Linked DNA regions of Mus musculus: regions 2, 3 and 4 are each linked to region 1. Evidence: chromatin loops called from intact Hi-C (ENCODE). Cell type or tissue: heart. All regions are shown on one strand. Each heading gives the region's core, and the rest is flanking DNA. Links, peaks and the distances in the headings are about the cores only.

Region 1 (4,497 bases), core at 155-4,154:
TGCTCTTCCTAGGCTACCAAATGCCACCATTATCAGAAGTCAGAGTCAGGTCTCCTGCTTTGATGCACTTGAGGCCAGCTCACCCACACCCATGCCTACAGAGCCAGCTCCATTGTACTGCCCAGGTAAGGCATGGACCCACTTTCCAAGTCACTTACATCATGCTTTACTCCGGGCAGTGGTAGCATGCTTCTGAGAATATCCACTAGTTGTTTGTACATTCTAAGGGATATTTACAACTGTTTGGTGACATAGGCAGGATGACTGGTCTAAGTATAGAGTAAATAAGCTGAGACTCTGGGGAGTTTTGGCTGGACTCATTCTACAGTGTGTCCAGAGCAGACTTATGTCTTTATCAACCTTGCCTTTTTGCATGGCTGCTCTTTTATCTGCTCACAATTCCGACTACTATTTTCCAGTCACAAATGTGAAGTTCTAAGTGTTCTGTCCTATACCACTCATCTGATTCAGTCATATTATGCTGAAAAGTTAGCAATAATTTCCTCTGTAAGTGGAGCTGGTGAGTCCAATCCTGAAGCAGCCATGCTGGTCCATGCCTGCTTCTCAGTGTGCACATCAACTTCAGCACACATCACGTGGGACACATTGATTATACTCCTGGGAGTGCAGCTAATCAAAGACTGTTGCCTATGGGATGTATGCCATGGGCACCTACTCATTTGGGGAGGAGTTAGTGTAGAACCTGCCTTCTAAAGGTGAATCCTGCTTACATAGCAACTCAAAACTGTACATAGAATTCTTATATTTGTGTGTGGGTTAAATTAATGTCTCTGTCTTTAATTCTCATAAAGGCCTGTAAGAGAAGAAGTCTTAGCAGCCAGTCTGTTGCTCTAAGGAGAAAGATGGCCCTGAGGAATGAGTGGCTAGAGACACAGAATAAGCTCAGATGTCTGGTGGATAGGAGCTCCTTTCTTTGTGGATGTCTTAATGAAGGAACTAGCAAGCTTCCAGGCCAGGTGGGTTTTCTGGTACAAGCTGTTATCCCTCTTGTATCATCTTAACACCTGCTCTAGAAGTCTGGGAACACCCAGTATACTTCTGTTTGGGGGGTACTGACTACTTTCAGATACTATCTATGAATTTGGCTTTTAAATTTTGAAAAGCTAACACCAAAGACTTTCTGCAGAATATTTTACAAGGGTGTGTTTCTTTTTCAGACTTGTGCATCAACCAAGATAAGTCTGGAATTCTGAAAGAGTTTTTATTTGTTAAAATGACAATTCTTTGTGACAAAAACTAGGGCCTTGAGGACTAGGCCTGTGATGGTTCTTGATCAACTTTTGTTGTTTTCTATCTTGTGAGCCAACAAATACTTATTACACAAGCTTTGGCTTTGAGTCCGCTCTTCTGTGTGCTGTGTTTTGACATAGGCTGGCTCCCTTGATAAATCTTTTCCTCATGATCTCTACGCCACTCTACTCTTACCCTTGGAGTTTGGGAACTGGAGTTCAAACACCTGTGTCCATGCATTCTGCTTCTCTCTTCCTTGTTGACTTGAATAATTGAATATCTGGTGATGTGTAATCGTGATCAATTAGCACTAAAAGCAGCAATATTTAGGCTGTAGGGTAGTGAGACTATCAAGTTAGTTAATGATAACAAAAATCCCACACACGTAATATTTCCAAAAGAGTATGAATTTAATCTACAAAGCCATTGCTAATCCCATTTTCCCAAGTTATTTCTAGATTTGAATTTATAATGATCAGCTAATAGATTTACAGCCAGGTAGAGGCAGGGAAGATTCTGTGCAAATAGGTCAGAGGTAGGCTAGTAAAATTGGAATGTCATCATTATTTTATGTTGGGTCTGATTTTGATACACTGTGGAAAATTCCACTGAAGGAAATCTTTGCAGGTTTCAAGTAGCAGGTTAAGATAGTGAGAGGCAAAGTTCATTCACTGTGATTAGGCATATTAAAATAATCTAGTTCAAAATAGGAATCATCATATTATATATTATGAGGAAATATTTCCGCATGGTAAATTTGCTCAATTTTGCAGCAGCTGTTCCTGAGCTGGAGAGCCTGGGGCTGAAATTCTCGGTGTTTTGGAAGCAGATCTGCTCTTTACCTCACTATGGAATGGGCAGGGCTTCCCAGGCTGTCCTGCATGTTCTCTGCTCTCTCTTTTGCTTTACCTGTTATACTCATGAGGCTATACTTCCAGGAAATGCTGGACAGTCCTATAAGCAAATCCAAAATCAGCACCATTTTTCTGGTCTGACAGAATCAGGCTGCCTAAGACAGAGAAGACAACCACTAACACTGTGTCCTTTGTAGTTCAGCTCGTTCCCAGTGCACCACCTTGTGGAAGAAAGACAAATAGCCCACAGTTACCCCTTCTGTTATACTCCATAAGAAACCTAACTCATTGGTCTCTCCCCATTGTTGCCTACAATCACTTCTCCTTTATGTAGTGCCTTTCAAATAAATTACTGATAGTCAGCTTCTACTCTGGTTATTAGTAAAAGAGGTCTACAATGTTTGCGTCTCCAAGTGCTAAGTGGAAGCCTGTAGCAACATCAGAGCAAACAACCTATCATTATCCAGGGGCATAGGAGATTGCATTTTGCAAGTCTCTTAGCCTGTTTAGTTGTCAGAACCATAGTGAAGTAGGAAACACTGTCTGTTCCTCAGACAAGGCTAACTTAGAGTTACCTCTCTCTGCAGAAACAGGTGTGGCAAAGGAGTTACCCACCATGTCTTCTCGCCCACGAAAATTTGACAGGGCCTACTCTTTATTCTGAGCTCTTCCATCCCAGCCCTTGATTCACAGCTACATCTTTAGAAGGGGATGCATAATTCTTGAAATGCATGTATGCATGTGTACGTGCATATGTGTGTGCATATATGTGCGTGTGTGTGTGTGTGTGTGTGTGTGTGTGTGTGTGTGTGTGTGTGTGTGTGTGTGTTACATTCAAGGTTTACTCAGGCCTCTTACATTTGTATGCATAAAATCACTATCGAGCTTGTTTCCAAGCAACAAAGATGGCTTGCCTCCTGAGCATTCAGCCTGAAAGTTGCACAACACTGACATCTGCTGCTTGTGTGTGGTTTGAGACTGGACCAGGTCAGCAGCTCATGAGTATGCAAAGCAAAATGTTTGACAACACTGTGTATCTACAAAAGCTAAAGTCTTTTGTCTGAAACTCGTGGGTTTATTTTTACTTTTTAAATACTATACATGAATAGAAGCCCACTTTCAATATGATGTTTCCTTGGTCTTTGCATGATCTATCAAAAAGGTGAGGTCTTGTTTGGCTTTGTAGGAAAACAACTGATAATAAAATAGATCAGTTTTTTTTTATTTTATATATGTTACCATAAAGTCTAGAGTTAAATGGTAAAGTGTATCTCTGCGACATAAAAACAACTTTTAAATAAGTGATTTTTATGGATAAAATAATATCTGAAAATATTTTATAATTTTCAAATATATTTGCATATTTCTCATTCATTCAACCACTAATTCATTCATACAATGCAATCTCTGTGTGAGTCACTGCTCCAGGCTTCAAGGAGGAGTTTGATCCTGGACCAGTAATTAAGAGCAAGTGCCATGTAGCTCTGAGGTAAGTGTGCTGTGGATTCAGGCTTCTTGTTCTGACTGTTTCTACTCTGGTATGTTAGATAACAGGTGACAGTCTATCTCATGGAGATGCTGTGTACCCTAAAGTTTAAAAAGAAACAAAATACTTCACAGTACCCTGAGTATCACTTGCTATCAGTGAACCAAGCCTTCAGAGTATCAGGATGATTTTAACTCCAGATTTCCAATTTAGGAAATGAATAGTTTTCATCTCAAACATGCCTAATAATGGGAAACTAAAAACCATGTAGTTCATGGTTTGTCAGCCTGGAAAGTTTGATGGATAAGAGTCAGAGGGAAAAGTTAAAAGGGAGGTGCTGGTCCTATTGTCAAGGAGCTCTAGAGATGGTTTGTCTTCATTCTGTAGAGGAGTTGATGAACACTGTTTTCTGTGAAATGCTTCAGAAACAGAGGTTCCTAGGGTTGTGTGACAGGGATGGTTAGAGCCATTGACCACAGGGGCTTACAGGGATCCTGGACTAAAGTGGCTGTTAGAGTGAGCCAGGGAAGACAGTGGGGATGTCAGAAGGGTGATGGGAATTATTGTGAGGAATGACTTTGGAGGACAGGCCGGCAGTATAGGTTGCTGGCTTTAGTGGGGTGACAACACTGTCACCTATAGGAATGTCACCTTGGACACTCAAGGGAAAATGTTCCTTTTCCGGGTTTATACTAAGTGAAGATCAAACTCCAGCTTAGAAAATTCAGTGTATCTCAGCAGTGCAGTTGTGTAGACCATATTAATCTGTTTGGCTTCCCCTGCTGTGAGATACTTAGCCTCATGCCTGGGTGATCTGGGCTTAAGCTTCATTAGAAAACTCATTCAAAGGTGCTTCTGGAACTTGAAGAACATTTAATCTCTGAATGTAGTAAAAAATAAAGAGAA
Region 2 (4,497 bases), core at 363-4,362, 150 kb before region 1:
TGCAGGTTCCTCCCCTGAGTAATTCTAAGAAGCCCTCTGTATTCAGGGATACCTGGTGGAGCTAAGAATTCTTGCTCTTGATAAAGCTGTAGGGTTAAATTTATAGGAACTAATCCATTCTTTGTGTTAACCAAATAGCCATAGAGGGTTGATGTTGGTATAGAGCTCTCTTACCAGTGTGTAGACGTGCGTGTGTGTGTGTGTGTGTGTGTGTGTGTGTGTGTGTGTGTGTGTGTGTATGATGCAAGAACCTGCATCCCATCCATTCCGGGTTTTCTAAGGTAAGATGGCTCTTTTGTTCCTTTTCCTTGTGACTCACATGTTCAAAACTCCCCTAACATGTAAATGATAAAATGGCCACTCAGCCTATGATAACACCAGAAAAGAACACAAAGACCGAGCTGCTCTCTCGCTCTCTCTCTCTCTCTCTCTCTCTCTCTCTTTCTCTCTCTCTCTTTCTTTCTCTCTCTCTTTCTCTCTCTCTCTCTCTCTGTTTCTCTCCCCATCCCCAGGGTTATCAAGGAGATGGTAACATCCTGAAGCTGGTGACATATTGTCATGATAGAGAATGCGGCCATTAAAGAGGAAGGTGACCAATGGGACACTGTGAAGGCAATGATGCATGAACTCCTGGACCCAGCCATATTTGAACCATTACATATAGGCTTAATATTCCAGTTATGTGAACCAATCCATTTCTCTGTCTATTGCTCAAATCAACACACCCTGCGCATATCTTAAATAAGTTTAAATATCTTAAATAATCGACGGGGCTTATGTAGAGGTGGGTTTCTGTTCCCTACCTTCATGCAGCTGTAGGCTTGAGTGATTTCCATGGGTACCTGCTAGTCTGGCTATCATGCCTTGAGAATTATTGGCTTAGAAACCTTCTTGTACTTTCTCCTGCTTATTACCTAAACTAAGTGGCTTGATAGCAGAAGACATTTCCTCATGGGGGTGAGGGGATCTTGGGGAAATTACCGGAAGGGGCCCCATCATTTCGGGACCCATCTTAGTAGGTTTATTTTGTTTTATTTTTTTTTCTGCTCACATCCTACCCCCCTTTGTGGTTAGAGGCAAAGCCAATAGAGTAGGTGACAAATGATCCCGAGCAGCAGGACTAATGCGTGTTTTGTCAAAGACTTAAAACGCACGCATTGAGAAAATGCACATTTTTTTTCTTCACTCTGATCCAGTCTGTCAACAAAATGCTTTTCAGGAGAAACATCAAAGCCATTTCATCTGCAAATTTCATTTTTTCCCCCGGAATCCCTTAATCTACACTGTTGACAAAAATTTCTGTCAAGTGCCTCAAACCATTGTATTAACAAATCTCGTTTTGTCAATCATGATTTAGGCTGCTTGCAAATGCGTTTTGCAATATTCCACTCTATCCTGCAGGAAGAATAGCTCACAGTCAATGCCTCAATCTTAATACTGAAAGCGAATGAAGAAGGAAAGGAGAAGTGCTGCGGAGCCTGTTCGTTCAGCTTCTCCTTTGGATGTCCCCATGCGTTTCAAGTAAGGGTAGCGCGTCTGAAACCTTCCCTTAGCAATGTGCGGCTGGGGAGACTGAGGCCATGAGCTGCTGAAGGTACATGGTTCCCATTTAGTGTATTGTCTGTGAATACCAGCCTTGCTGTCTTTTCCTCTGAGACAACTCACTGTGCCTACCACTGGTGGCTCCCACACCCGTTTCTAATACCCTCCCTGATTATGAATTCAAGAGGATGGTGTGCGTGCACATATCAGTGTGTTTAGATTTCAGTGTATCTTTGCTTCAGCTATCACACCATGGTGCCGAAGATGGTCACCACTGTCTGTCCAGCTGCTCAGAGAATATCTAGGGGTTTCTGCTCAAAGAGGAAGCTATTTGGGGTGAGCTCAAGCTTGAGACATCTGTCTTCTGCTTGGCTTATCTCTGAACTCTTCATAGTGGGATGGCAGAGAGGGGATGTTGCAGGGGTCCCTAATAGCGCCTGACATATGAAGTTACTAAGTTTTCTTGGTGAGGGATGTCACTATGGCTACCAAATTATGATGGAGTAGACACTAGTTACTGCAGAAAACAGGTATGTTAGGTTTAAGTGTTAGGGAAATGTGAATCCTGACTCTCTCAAAATAGCTACTAGATTTGAGATGTCACTGTTTATTTTTGTCTCCGAGTGTCTCCTCATCAGCTTAATGATGCTAAGAGAAGAGTATTGGGCTTTTAGGAAGAGCCAGGGAGAGAAGCTTATAAGCTTGAGGTTAGAACGATGGTCAAGCACAGATAACATTGACGGCAAAGAGTACTGTTTCAGAAAATCCTGGCTACCTCGGAGGAGGTAGATTCTTCTGTGTTGTAAGCCAAAGAAGACTGGTGATGCAGTATGGGATTGTGCCTCAGATGGCTTCAACCCTGGCCTTCTATCTGGCCTAACCACGAATTCCTAGGGACCAGATAGGTAGTGTACCCTCAAAGGTTGATATGCTATGCACATGTGAGTTCTTCCTCAGCTTCTTGTGTAACGATTTGTGGGAACCCAAACAGGAAGAGGTGAGCACGCTAGAAGTCAGAAGGCTGGCCTTGAATAGCAGGCAGTAGGAGGCACTAGCAGGAAACAAGAGGGGTCCTTCTGAAGCCCAAGGGAGAAGGCTACACCAAGGCTAACTATTGTTTGATCCCCACCACCAAATCTTGCTTCCATTCAGTCTATCATATATGAAGAATGATTTTATCCTCAAGAAGGTTTAGATCCAGGCAGTGTCTAGGGACCCTGGTGACTGCCACTCTGGCATAGTGGCTCTGACTTCCATCTATAAGTCCCATGTTCAGTACTGTGACAGGGCCAGTGACTTCTGCATGCCACCATCCGTTCCTTCCTGCCTGCCTGAAGCCCTCCACAAACTTCTCTTCTGCCAGAAAAACTATCCCAGTCCCACCTCACTCTTCCCAAGGCCTTCATCGTCTCCACAGCCACCCAGATCCATGCTCTTCCCCATGACAAGTGATGTGCCACTATCGATAGGCTTCCTGGAGCTCTCAGCTCTGGGTTGTGCTGCCTACAGCTAAGGGAATCGAGACTGAGTACACAGTTAGAGAGAAACAAATCAATTATAATAGGTGACAAACAAACAAACTCTCTGGTCCCTAAGAAGCCAGAGCTAATGTATTGAGTTCACAAACAAGGTTCTCCTGGGGCTGGTGCTTTCTGGAGAATCACCCTCAGAATGGATGTCCCCAGACTCTGGAGGGAAAAAGACAGTGGGCAGCCCAAGGGTAGACAGAAAGACCAAAGTTGTAGCCTGTGGCCATAAGCTCTGCACATTCTATTGCACATAATTGGTTTTTCCCAGGAAACATTTGCACTAACCTTTGGCTTCTGGAAGCAAAGACAGGCCGACAGAATAAATGAGTCCGGTAGGCAGTGTGACAATCAGTACTTTGTAATCCCAACTGATGGATAATGCAGCCCCAGCCTGTTTATAGAAAGGGAGAATTGTGCAGCAGCCTCTTGGTTTATGGACCCTAATCAGCTAAGTGTAAACCTTAGTTTAGGTATGGCTGGATTCAAAATCTCAATACTGCAGAAGTGGCTTCCTGTTCTTCATCGTTTCTCTTTGTGGAACCCACTTTCAGATGGTTTAGCCTCATGGATGCAAAATGATGTTTCTGGTGCCCAACGTCGCAGCGCACTAGCTTCAATTCTGAGAGAACAGAATTCTTATTTCTCTCATTCCTAGAAACCTCCTGAGATTTAGTATGGCCAGGAACCCTTGAACTATCTGCTTAGCGATGAAGTAGGTACTGGCCTGAATTGAAGGAGCCTAGAAGGAGGAAGGTGAGGTAGGTTGGAGATGCAATTCAAAATAGAAACTGATGGCGGGGAAGGACTTCTTAGTCAGGGCTGGGTGGAAAAGACACAGACTGTTGTTTTAAGCTGAATATGATGGGATTTTCCATGAGAAGGGTCAAAGTCAGGTTCATCAATGACATCTAGAAAAGTCATCCAGAATTGATTCACACAAGGAAATCAGGAAGCCAGCAATTGAGATGTTCCACCATATCTAGACTCTTGGAACATCACTTTTATGTGATCTAAGGATCAAGAGTCTCCATCAGAGACACTGGCTCCAGAAAAATGGTGTCCTAGTTACTGCCATCTACAAAGTAAGTGCGGTCTTTTGTTAGACCCCTGATAATCCCACGAAACCCAAGAATCATTGTAGAAACACTAACCAACAAAATCATGCTCTCTGCCTCCCTGCCCATTCTAACCTGTGTGCCATACTGACGAAGCCTAGAACCTGGAGCCATGGGGAGTTTGAAAAGGAGAACATTCATCTTCATAGAGCTTAAAGGCTCTGGCCACTGGTATAAGGGTAGGACAGAAGTTGAATGGCTCCTTTCATGACTCCCATAAAGAGACAGGTAGAAACAGCAGAGATTCTAGCTGTACACAAGGGAGGTCTATATGTATGCTCAGTACTTCCTGGCACAAATTCATCTTACTA
Region 3 (4,497 bases), core at 188-4,187, 940 kb before region 1:
CAGGGTCCTACCCAGAGACCAGAGGACGAGCTCCAGTCTAACTTCTCGAAGGAGAAAAGCTTAAATCTGTGCCTGATAATTACGAAGGGCTGAAAATGTGTGTATCCATGTGAGGATGCGTGTGTTTTTGAAACAAGGTCTCTAGCTCAAGCTTCCTTATATATCCAAGGATGAACTTGAGCTAGGTTTCCCTGCCTCCATCTCTCCTAAGCACGGTATTCCAGGCACCTGCCGTCACGCCTGGATTATTTACTGCACAAATGAGTACAGTGACCTGGCTCTTGTAGCCCATTATCCTGAATTTGTTCATAACCACCCTGGTACTTTTCTTATTTTCCACCCCTGAAATCTGCTCCTCTGTTCCCTGCCCCAGGAACTGACTCCAACACCCATCTGTTTATTCAAACAAGAATCTAAAAACATCCCTGACGCATCCCTCTCCTCTCTGAGCTGGCTGCTGTGTGCAAGCCAACAGGAAGCCAACACTCTCTACAATGTGACTCTTCTTTTTCTGCTACAGTCAGAGCGGCCATGACACCATCACCTCGCACCAGAATTGCGTTACTAATGGCTTTGACCTGCTCTCCTCTGATGCTATGGTCCAGTTTCAAACCCTCTTCCACCTGCCGGTAGTGGGGCTTTTTCAAAACAGAGATCTAATCTTGATCAAAGTACAACAAAACAGAAAACAGGCTCACTGCTCTTTGGCACCACCTAGGGGACAGAATGGAACAGAGGCAAGGGATGGTGGGGGTGGGGTGCGGTGGGGAGAAGGAAGTGTGGGCGGGGCTGGCCCTGCTTCCTCCAGGGGCAGGGTAAAAAGAGTGAAAGGCTGTAGGGTTTTTAGTTTCTTCCGGGCTGGACATATTTGTATACACAGCTCCCTGTCCTCCACGCAGGTCTTTGATGGCTGGGGTCTGAGGGTTTCCAGCACCCTGGGCGCTGTTTCAAAACTTCAACTATCTGGTGGAGAGTCAGGCAGGAGAATTTACCTTCTTGGAGGTAACATCTGCCTGCAGGTTTAGAGCAGATTTAGGAGCACAGAACAGTCACTAGAGGGAGGAAAAGGCAAGCGAACAATTCAGGCTTTCTTAGGTCTCCAGGAGGCTTCTCCTGGAGCCACACACTGGAATCACCCAGGGAGACCTTAAAAACCAGAGATGCTCATCCTAGCCCTAATGATCTTGCTGGCTGAGGTTTTGACTAGATGGTCCCAAGGGGCAGCCAGGGTTTACAACCGGAAGCAAAGAAGGAAGGAGAAAGGAAGAAGAGTGAGGAAGGGAAGACAGGAAGAAGGAGGGGGCTAGGAAGGGAGAGAGGAAAGGGAGAATGAACGGTTCATCTTAATAAAGACAAAGATTCACACGAAGACCACCGTGTAGTCCTCCCGTCTGTATTCCCACCATCCCAGGCTCCAGTGTTTGACATTCCAGCCACACAGCTCTATGTTCCCTTCTTCAAGCTCATCCTACTCTCCCTGGACACAGAAGTTTTGACTTGCTAACTCCCTGGCTTTTTGCCATCATAGCTCTGGTCCCTCACCCTTCATATTTTCACTCTCACTTTCCCAGGATGCCTTTCAGGACGCTCTAGGGCATCCCCTGTATCCTCTGCAGCACCATCAACTGCACTGAACATTTGACTAGAACTTTTACTCTTAGTCGTTCTAGCTAGGGCTTCATGAACATAAAAGCTACATTTTAACTTATTATTTATATATAATATGTTAATATAATAACATGTAATAAGTTTATAAAATATACTTAAAATGGAACACGCACACACACACACACACACACACACTTAAAATAGAACACACACACACACACACACACACACACACACACACACACACACACACACACACACACACACACACACACATACACACACACTAGGTTTTCCTTCTAAAGTCCAAGCTAGCCTAGAACTAGCTATATAGACCAAACTGGCCTTGAACTTGTGATTCTCCTGAAGAGGGCCTAGCTTGTGGGATTGGCATCTGGTACATGAATGCACAGGTAAGTTTATTATTATTGTGCTGGGGGAATAAAACCTGGGATCTTGTGTATGCTGGGTAAGGAAGTGCTCTATCACTTAACTATAAGTCCAGCCTTAAGGTATCTTAAAGCTACATATAGAAATAGATATGTCGAATACATATAAAGCTAGATGAAGTTCCACTGAGCATTGGATACATTTGCAAGAATTTTCTTTACAGGTTTTGTATTTTAAAACTCAGTAGCAAAAAAATGGTGTGGAAAGATCAGCATGGGGAGTGACCACTAGAGGGCAGGAGAGGCAAAGAGATGCAGGCCAGCCTGGCAGCCCTGAGCATGGATGTCTTGCACATTCTCAGAGCAGGGATTTTGGGGCCATGGAGAAAACTCTGGAATCCAGAAGCCAAAGATGTCTCCTTTGTAATCCCTCGTGTCGTGTGCAGAGAGACAGCTTGTTGTCACCTTCCTTAACTGTGCTGAGCAGACACAGCCAGGATAGCAAGCATGAGCCATTTTAGGAACACTCAGGAATGTCAAGAAGACGCTCGTCCTAGAAGTTGCATAGACTGGCTCTCAAGAACAGGCAAAAACTGAGGATTCAGAGCTATCTATAGTCTGAAGCTGGGGGCCTACTTCCTTTCTCCCGTGTCAAATTGTGCTCAATGCCCCTCCCACCTCCCCCTCCCTTCCTCCCTTGGCACTGGGGATCAAACCCAGGGCCTTGTGCATGTCAGGCATATTCAGTTGCTGAGCTGCATTCCTCCCTGCTATTTTATTTTCCAGACACAGTCTTGCTATGTTATGTAGTCCAGGTTGGTCTGGAACTCTTGCATCAGCTTCAGGTTCCAAATTTGAGGATTGCAGGCAGAGTGCCCTTCTGTGATCAGCTCGGCATACGATGACTGAAGCAATGGATCTGAGAGATCATGGACCAAACTCTCTGGAACTGGCAACTGACAATAAGCCAAAGTAAGTCCTCCTCTTCCTCCTCCTCCTCTTCCTCCTCTCCTCCTCTTCCCTTCCTCCTCTTCCCTTCCTCCTCCTCCTCCTCTCCCTCCTCCTCCTCCTCTCCCTCCTCTTCCTCCTCTTCCTCCTCCTCCTCCCCACCTCCTGTCAACTTGGCACAAGCTGGAGTTATCACAGAGAAAGGAGCCTCTCTTGAGGAAATGCCTCCTTGAGATCCAGCTGTAAGGCATTTTCTCAATTAGTGATCAAGCGGGGAGGGCCCATTGTGGGTGGTGCCATCACTGCACTGGTAGTCTTGGGTTCTATAAGAAAGCAAGCTGATGAAAGGACCCAGATATAGCTCTCTCTTGTGAGACTATGCCGGGGCCTAGCAAACACAGAAGTGGATGCTCACAGTCAGCTATTGGATGGATCACAGGGCCCCCAGTGGAGGAGCTAGAGAAAGTACCCAAGGAGCTAAAGGGGTCTGCAACCCTATAGGTAGAACAACAATATAAACTAACCAGTACCCCCCAGAGCCCGTGTCTCTAGCTGCATATGTATCAGAAGATGGCCTAGTCGGCCATCATTGGAAAGAGAGGCCCATTGGTCTTGCAAACTTTAGATGCTTCAGTACAGGGGAACGCCAGGGCCAAGAAGTGGGAGTGGGTGGGTAGGGGAGTGGGGGGGGGGAGGGTATGGGGGACTTTTGGGCTAGCATTGGAAATGTAAATGAGGAAAATACCTAATAAAAAAATTAAAAAAAAAAAAAAGAAAGCAAGCTGAGCAAGCCAGGGGAAACAAGCCAGTAAGAAACATCCCTCCATGGCCTCTGCATCGGCTCCTGCTTTCTGACCTGCTTGAGTTCCAGCCCTGGCTTCCTTTGTGATGAACAGCAATGTGGAAGTGTAAGCTGAATAAACCCTTTCCTCCCCAACTTGTTTCTTGGTTATGATTTTTTTTTTCAGGAACAAAAACCTGGACTACGACACCCCTCAAGGTAATGAGTCTTTGATCTGAGAATTTGATGTCCTGGGTACTGACTCCTGTACTGACTCCTGGGGCCAGCCTCCCTCCTCTGATTAGCCCTTCAGGATGAGGAGGAAAGCTCTTGGCAATCTCTAAGGTTCTTTTGTATCTGTTCACCGTGGACCATGGCTATGCAGTGCTTGGCAAACCAGTGGTGAGCAGGGCCTGTTGGTTCTACAAAACCATGAAGCAGGAGGCATAGGCCAGAAGACCAAGAGCAGTGGTTCTCAACCTTCCTAATGCAGAGACCCTTTAATACAGCTCTTCATGTTGTGGTGACCCCAGCCATACAATTACTTTTGTTGCTACTTCGTAACTGTAATTTGGTTGCTGTCATAAATCAGGTTGAGATCCAGAGTGTAAGTCCTGCCTGAGTCATAGAGCAAGATGCTGTTTTACTGCCCACTCCCACCCCCAGGAATAAAACAAACAAGCAAACCAACAAGCCTGTAGGTGCCTGGTGCAGCCTTGGTGGCATATTTAAATGCTCTGTGGCTGAGTGTGGTGGCACCCAGTGGTATCC
Region 4 (4,497 bases), core at 133-4,132, 500 kb before region 1:
CATGACTTTCAGAAATTCCTAAAAGTAAGATTTCTGGTTACAACATCCAGCAGGATTCAGTTTAATACACTCCTCTCTGGTTCTTGCTTAACCTGAGGCCACAGAAAGGAAGAAAAAAAAATGGAGAGCTCTGTTAAGATTTAAAGCAGCTTTCATATTTTGTAACATTTACTTATTTTTTTTCTCGTTAAAAATATTCATGGATGAATAGAGACACCAATCTGATAACAACTAATAGTAATGACTCAAGGAGTTTCTTTATGCTCAGAATTTATGTTTTGGCTTCCCATAGACTTCTATGGTCACTTTTTGAAAAGTATGTGTGTTTGTTCACATATGTGTATTTTCATGTGTGTTTGCATGTGGGGTGCAATGTCCATCTGTGTGGAGGGTAAACCTTGGGTGTCTCAGAAGGGTCATCTACCTTTTCTCTGGTAGGGTCTCTCATTGGACTGAGGCTTAGCAATTAGGTTAGACCAACTGGTTAGTAAGCCTCAAGACCTTGTCTCTACCTCCCCAGCTCTGTGGTTACAGGCTTGCCCAACTTTTCATGTGGGCTCTGGGGATTGAACTCAGGTCCTCCTGCTTGCCAGGTAAGTGCTTTGCCCACAGAACCACTCCCACTTAGGCCCTCTGCTGCCCTTCTTAATAAACATTAGCACTATTCAGCATACATTTAAATCACATTTAACATAATTTTTTTTGAAGAAACTTCTTCAGGTTTAAGGCTTGCCTAGTGATAGGAAGCCTTCGGTATGGGATTCAGAAAGGAAAGTCTGGATGATGTCACGTCACAAAGGTCCTCAATGCTTCAGAATCAACTCTAAAACTGTTTGCGCATGGGCCTTATTTATGTCCTCTGGAACTTCTAAAATGAGGTGCCACTACCAACACAATAGAGAGTTTAAAGCTACTCGGTTCTAAATGAAACAGTATAGCTTTGGTGCTCACCCCCACAAAATCCCAAAGACAAAAAGATGCCTAAGGTACAGTCCCCTCCAGGGAGATTATTCCAGTTAAAGGTCCTGTGTAGCCTTAAGTTCCCCCACACCCCCAGCCATGCTGCCTGCCAGGAATATTCCTATGTGAAAGCATTTAATCTTTCTCTCCCCCATCTTTCCCAGCTTCCTTCTGAACTTCCTCTTATCCACTGCAAAGGACGAACCAAGCAAGGTCTGCTGCTCTTGAGATACCAAGCATCTTGCTAGGTGCACCAAACCACCCCATCCCTTGAGTTTCCTTCAAAATATTCTGCAACTCAAAAACTGCAATAGCTGTAACATGACAGGACCTCCATTCAGATGGTTGGATGAGACAGAATCTCTCTCTCTCTCTTTCTCTCTCTCTCTCTCTCTCTCTCTCTCTCTCTCTCTCTCTCTCTCTCTCTCTCCCTCCCTCCCTCCCTCCCTCCCTCCCTCTCTCTCCCTATCCCTCTCCCCTCCCCTCTCTGTGTGTGTACATTTCTGCAGTACAACACATAGTCCCTTCTAAAAACTTTCATGAGTCATGTTGGTGTTTCCTTTCTTATACACAAGTGTATAAACAGTGGCTGGCATATACTGGGTGCTCAAAGACAACTGGTTGAATGTGTGGTGACAGAGTGGAAAGATCACTTGCACAGACTTCCCAAAGGACCAGTGACTTCTCACTCTGATGCCCCAAGCACATGTCTGGTCTCACAGTCCCATTCACCCCTCCCCCAATACTCACACTTTTGCTTACATCGCACTCTAAACTAAAGCGCAGACTTGTGAGTGTAGTCTCCTCTCAAAGGCTTCTGCGTGACAGGCAGAGGCTGTATAGGGAAAAGCAAAAAATCTAAAATAGTGGCCAAGAGTGGTATGGGGTGTGAGCAGGCATTCCTAAACCCAGAGAGTCTAGGGGCAAGGCTCTCACAGTTTCTATGAGTGCAACCCACTAGCTCCTGTAATTCCAGCTTCTGCAGCTAGTGGGATTTCTGCAGCAGAGTATTTATGTGCCAGATTCAGGAGGTCTGATTACAACTTCAGGTTCTCCCTCGGCAACTTTGTTTATACTTTACTTCATCCTCTGTAATCAAGCTCAGATTGCTTGAGATGCAAGGCAGATAGACTGTAAGGTGAGGGAGAGATAGGAGTGTGCAGAGAGAAAAGCTCATCTGCCCGGCCTTTGATGCTTGCTCCCTTTAAGGGTTACCCGGTAGGAATATTCTTTTCTGGTACCCTGGGCCAGCGGTTTCTTCTCTCCCTTGGTCAGACCCTGCACTTTGCCACTATTGTTAGATACTCATAGTGAAACTTAAAAGATGTTCTCTTTCGGGACAACAGGTGGCCACTGCAACCTCTAGTTCTGATTGGTGGAAAGGCCACAGGCGCCCAGTGGCCCAGAGAAAGGGCCTCCACTTCACCGTTTCAAGAACTTACTCAATGGGGTGTTGTCCTGATAACATCTCAGCACACTGCCAATTTGTGCAACCCGCTGGGCCATTAGGGAGCGCCGCTGGGTTGTCAACAGTAAATGGAGACTCAGGAGAGGGGACCAAAGCCTCTTCAGGAGGGGGGAATTAAGAGTCAACCCAGTGACAATGTGGGGAGTTGTTCCTTCTCTGAATACACAGGGCTCTCTTAGGCAGTCCCCTGACAAGTTTCTGCTAAGAACACACACACACACACACACACACACACACACACACACACACACACACACACACACACACACATTTCCACCTAATTGAAGTTTATTTTTCTTGCTTGGTTCCTGAAGTATAGTATTGAGTGAAGGAAGGTACACATAGGTGTTGCAAGCTGGAGAACACTTAGAAATCCGTGCATGTCTGGAAAAGTTCAGGTCCCAGACCAGCGAAGTGATCCAGGCCCCACACCTTTAGAGACTGTCAGTTGAAATAGTTTAACATCTTTCCCTTCTAGTTCAAAGTAGTTCGCAGATAACTGAACCGAGAAAGGGAGATCTCACAGCTCAGCCAACATTTTCTAGCGCCAAGGCTGAAGGCCAAACTTTCAAATTAACTCAGAGCAATAAAGCCAAGGGTGGTGGTGATGGTGGGGGTATGGGGGCGGAGGGTGGGGGGAGAGAAATGTAGATTAAAAGAAAGAGAAAGAAATAAGAGGGTGGGTGGGTGCAGCGTGGGGAAGTTAATCACCCAGAACCTTTTAGGAAAAGAGGGACATTTTCTCTAGGAGAGCAGCGAGTGATCCGCCTAGATCCAGTTACTCAAATGCCTTTCGAAAACAAACAAGAGTAAAGAAAATACAAAGAGACCGGACTTGAGGCTTAACCTGGGAAGCTTCAAGTCTGCTTACTTGTGAAAGGTCAGGCCCTAACACCCCTCTGGTAAAGACCACAGGTGTACATGGGGTTCCGGCTCCTGGCTCAGGAGCCACCTGCACAGGTTAGTTTCTGGGCTGAGTCTATACCGGGGATATCCAAGTAGAAGAGTAAGTAGGGTAGAGGGATTGGGAAACAGGTCCCCCACCAGCAAGAACTGGGACGAGGTGGTAGGGGCAGAAGAGAGGGCTGGGTGAGAAGTGGACGGTTTTGGGATGCTGGGGCCAAGGGAAGCGAGGGTCGCACGGGAGAAGAGTGGGACTCGAGGAGGGACGGTGCTGGCAGCAGCGGGGAGGCCGAGGGAGGCCCGGGAGCGGGGAGAGCGGTGAGGCCGCGGGGACAAAGAGGACCGGGGAGGGAAGGGGTGGGACGGTGAGAGGCCGGGAGAGGAGCGCGCGGTGGCCGGGGCTGCACGGGGCGCGGGGCGGGGCGCGAGCCCGGAGGCGGTCGGCGGCGGAGCGCACCGGCGGGGCGGGCGGCGCGCCAGCTGCCCGCGGTGGGAGGGGCGGAGCGGCAGCGGCGCGGGGAGGGGACCGGCGGCGGCAGGAGGGGGAGCGGCAGGGGAGGGGCCGGGCCCCTTGTCTCCGCGGCTCCTCGGCTCAGTCCGCCCGGGGAGGAGGAGCGGGGCCAGCCGCCGCCGCTGCCGCCGCCGCCGTCCCAGCTTCGCCGCGCACCTGAGCTCGCCGGCCGTCCCGGGCCCACGCGCTGCGCCCCGCGCCCCGGGCGCCCGGCCCGCGCGCAGCCAGCTTCGGTGTCCCGGTGGGGCGCGTCCCTCGGGCCGCCTCCCGCTCTCCCGCGGCTCGCGTGGCCGCGCCTTTGTGTGCTGCAGCCGCAGCTCCCGGGCTCGTCGGCGGCCCCCGCGCGACGCCCCTACAGTCCCACGGCCCGTGCGCTGTCCCCGGGCGCCCCCGGCCGGGCGTCCTCGACGGTGGATCGTACGGCCGCGAGGAGGCGGGTAGCGGCCCCGGCGAGTTCCAGCCCCGGCCCCCAGCCCCCGGCCCCGGCATGGATGTGAGGTTCTACCCCGCGGCGGCCGGGGACCCAGCCGGCCTGGACTTCGCGCAGTGCCTGGGGTACTACGGCTACAGCAAGGTGACCGGGCCGGGGGCGGGGGCCACCTCTCCATCCCGGGCGCGTCCCTCGTCCCGCCTAGCCTGCTGCACTTTCTTTCTG

Evidence for each region. Hi-C counts contacts between places; a loop is a spot of excess contacts. Peaks named below come from ENCODE experiments on the same cell type or tissue, not always from the same donor. Only the 100,000 strongest peaks of a DNase experiment are listed, where the experiment ranks them.
Region 2: a loop joins it to region 1, with 4 times the contacts of the local background. A loop is called at or near these places in 10 of 42 quality-filtered maps.
Region 3: a loop joins it to region 1, with 14 times the contacts of the local background. A loop is called at or near these places in 17 of 42 quality-filtered maps.
Region 4: it touches region 1 in a loop (6-fold over the local background); 5 of 42 quality-filtered maps call a loop at or near these places.

Annotation. Positions count from the first base shown.
Region 1 is chr8:89,848,178-89,852,674 of GRCm38, reverse strand. No RefSeq gene overlaps it. Among named protein-coding and RNA genes, the nearest start is that of Gm24212, 180 kb to the right of the region's middle. In heart, for the core only: CTCF peaks have their summits at 2,336 (motif pointing left) and 3,077; no DNase peak of the experiment used is centred there.
Region 2 is chr8:89,995,844-90,000,340 of GRCm38, reverse strand. No RefSeq gene overlaps it. Among named protein-coding and RNA genes, the nearest start is that of Gm24212, 330 kb to the right of the region's middle. In heart, for the core only: no CTCF peak of the experiment used is centred there; no DNase peak of the experiment used is centred there; H3K27ac peaks cover 311 bases.
Region 3 is chr8:90,791,751-90,796,247 of GRCm38, reverse strand. No RefSeq gene overlaps it. Among named protein-coding and RNA genes, the nearest start is that of Gm19935, 23 kb to the left of the region's middle. In heart, for the core only: CTCF peaks have their summits at 724 (motif pointing left) and 2,275 (motif pointing right); DNase peaks (open chromatin) are centred at 787 and 2,337; H3K4me3 peaks cover 646 bases; H3K27ac peaks cover 789 bases.
Region 4 is chr8:90,347,782-90,352,278 of GRCm38, reverse strand. It overlaps Tox3 (TOX high mobility group box family member 3), which reads left to right and starts at 4,027. Exons shown (of 7, transcript NM_172913.3): 1 at 4,027-4,416. The coding sequence starts at 4,330. In heart, for the core only: a CTCF peak has its summit at 1,938; a DNase peak (open chromatin) is centred at 3,808; H3K4me3 peaks cover 1,016 bases; H3K27ac peaks cover 1,263 bases; H3K27me3 peaks cover 295 bases.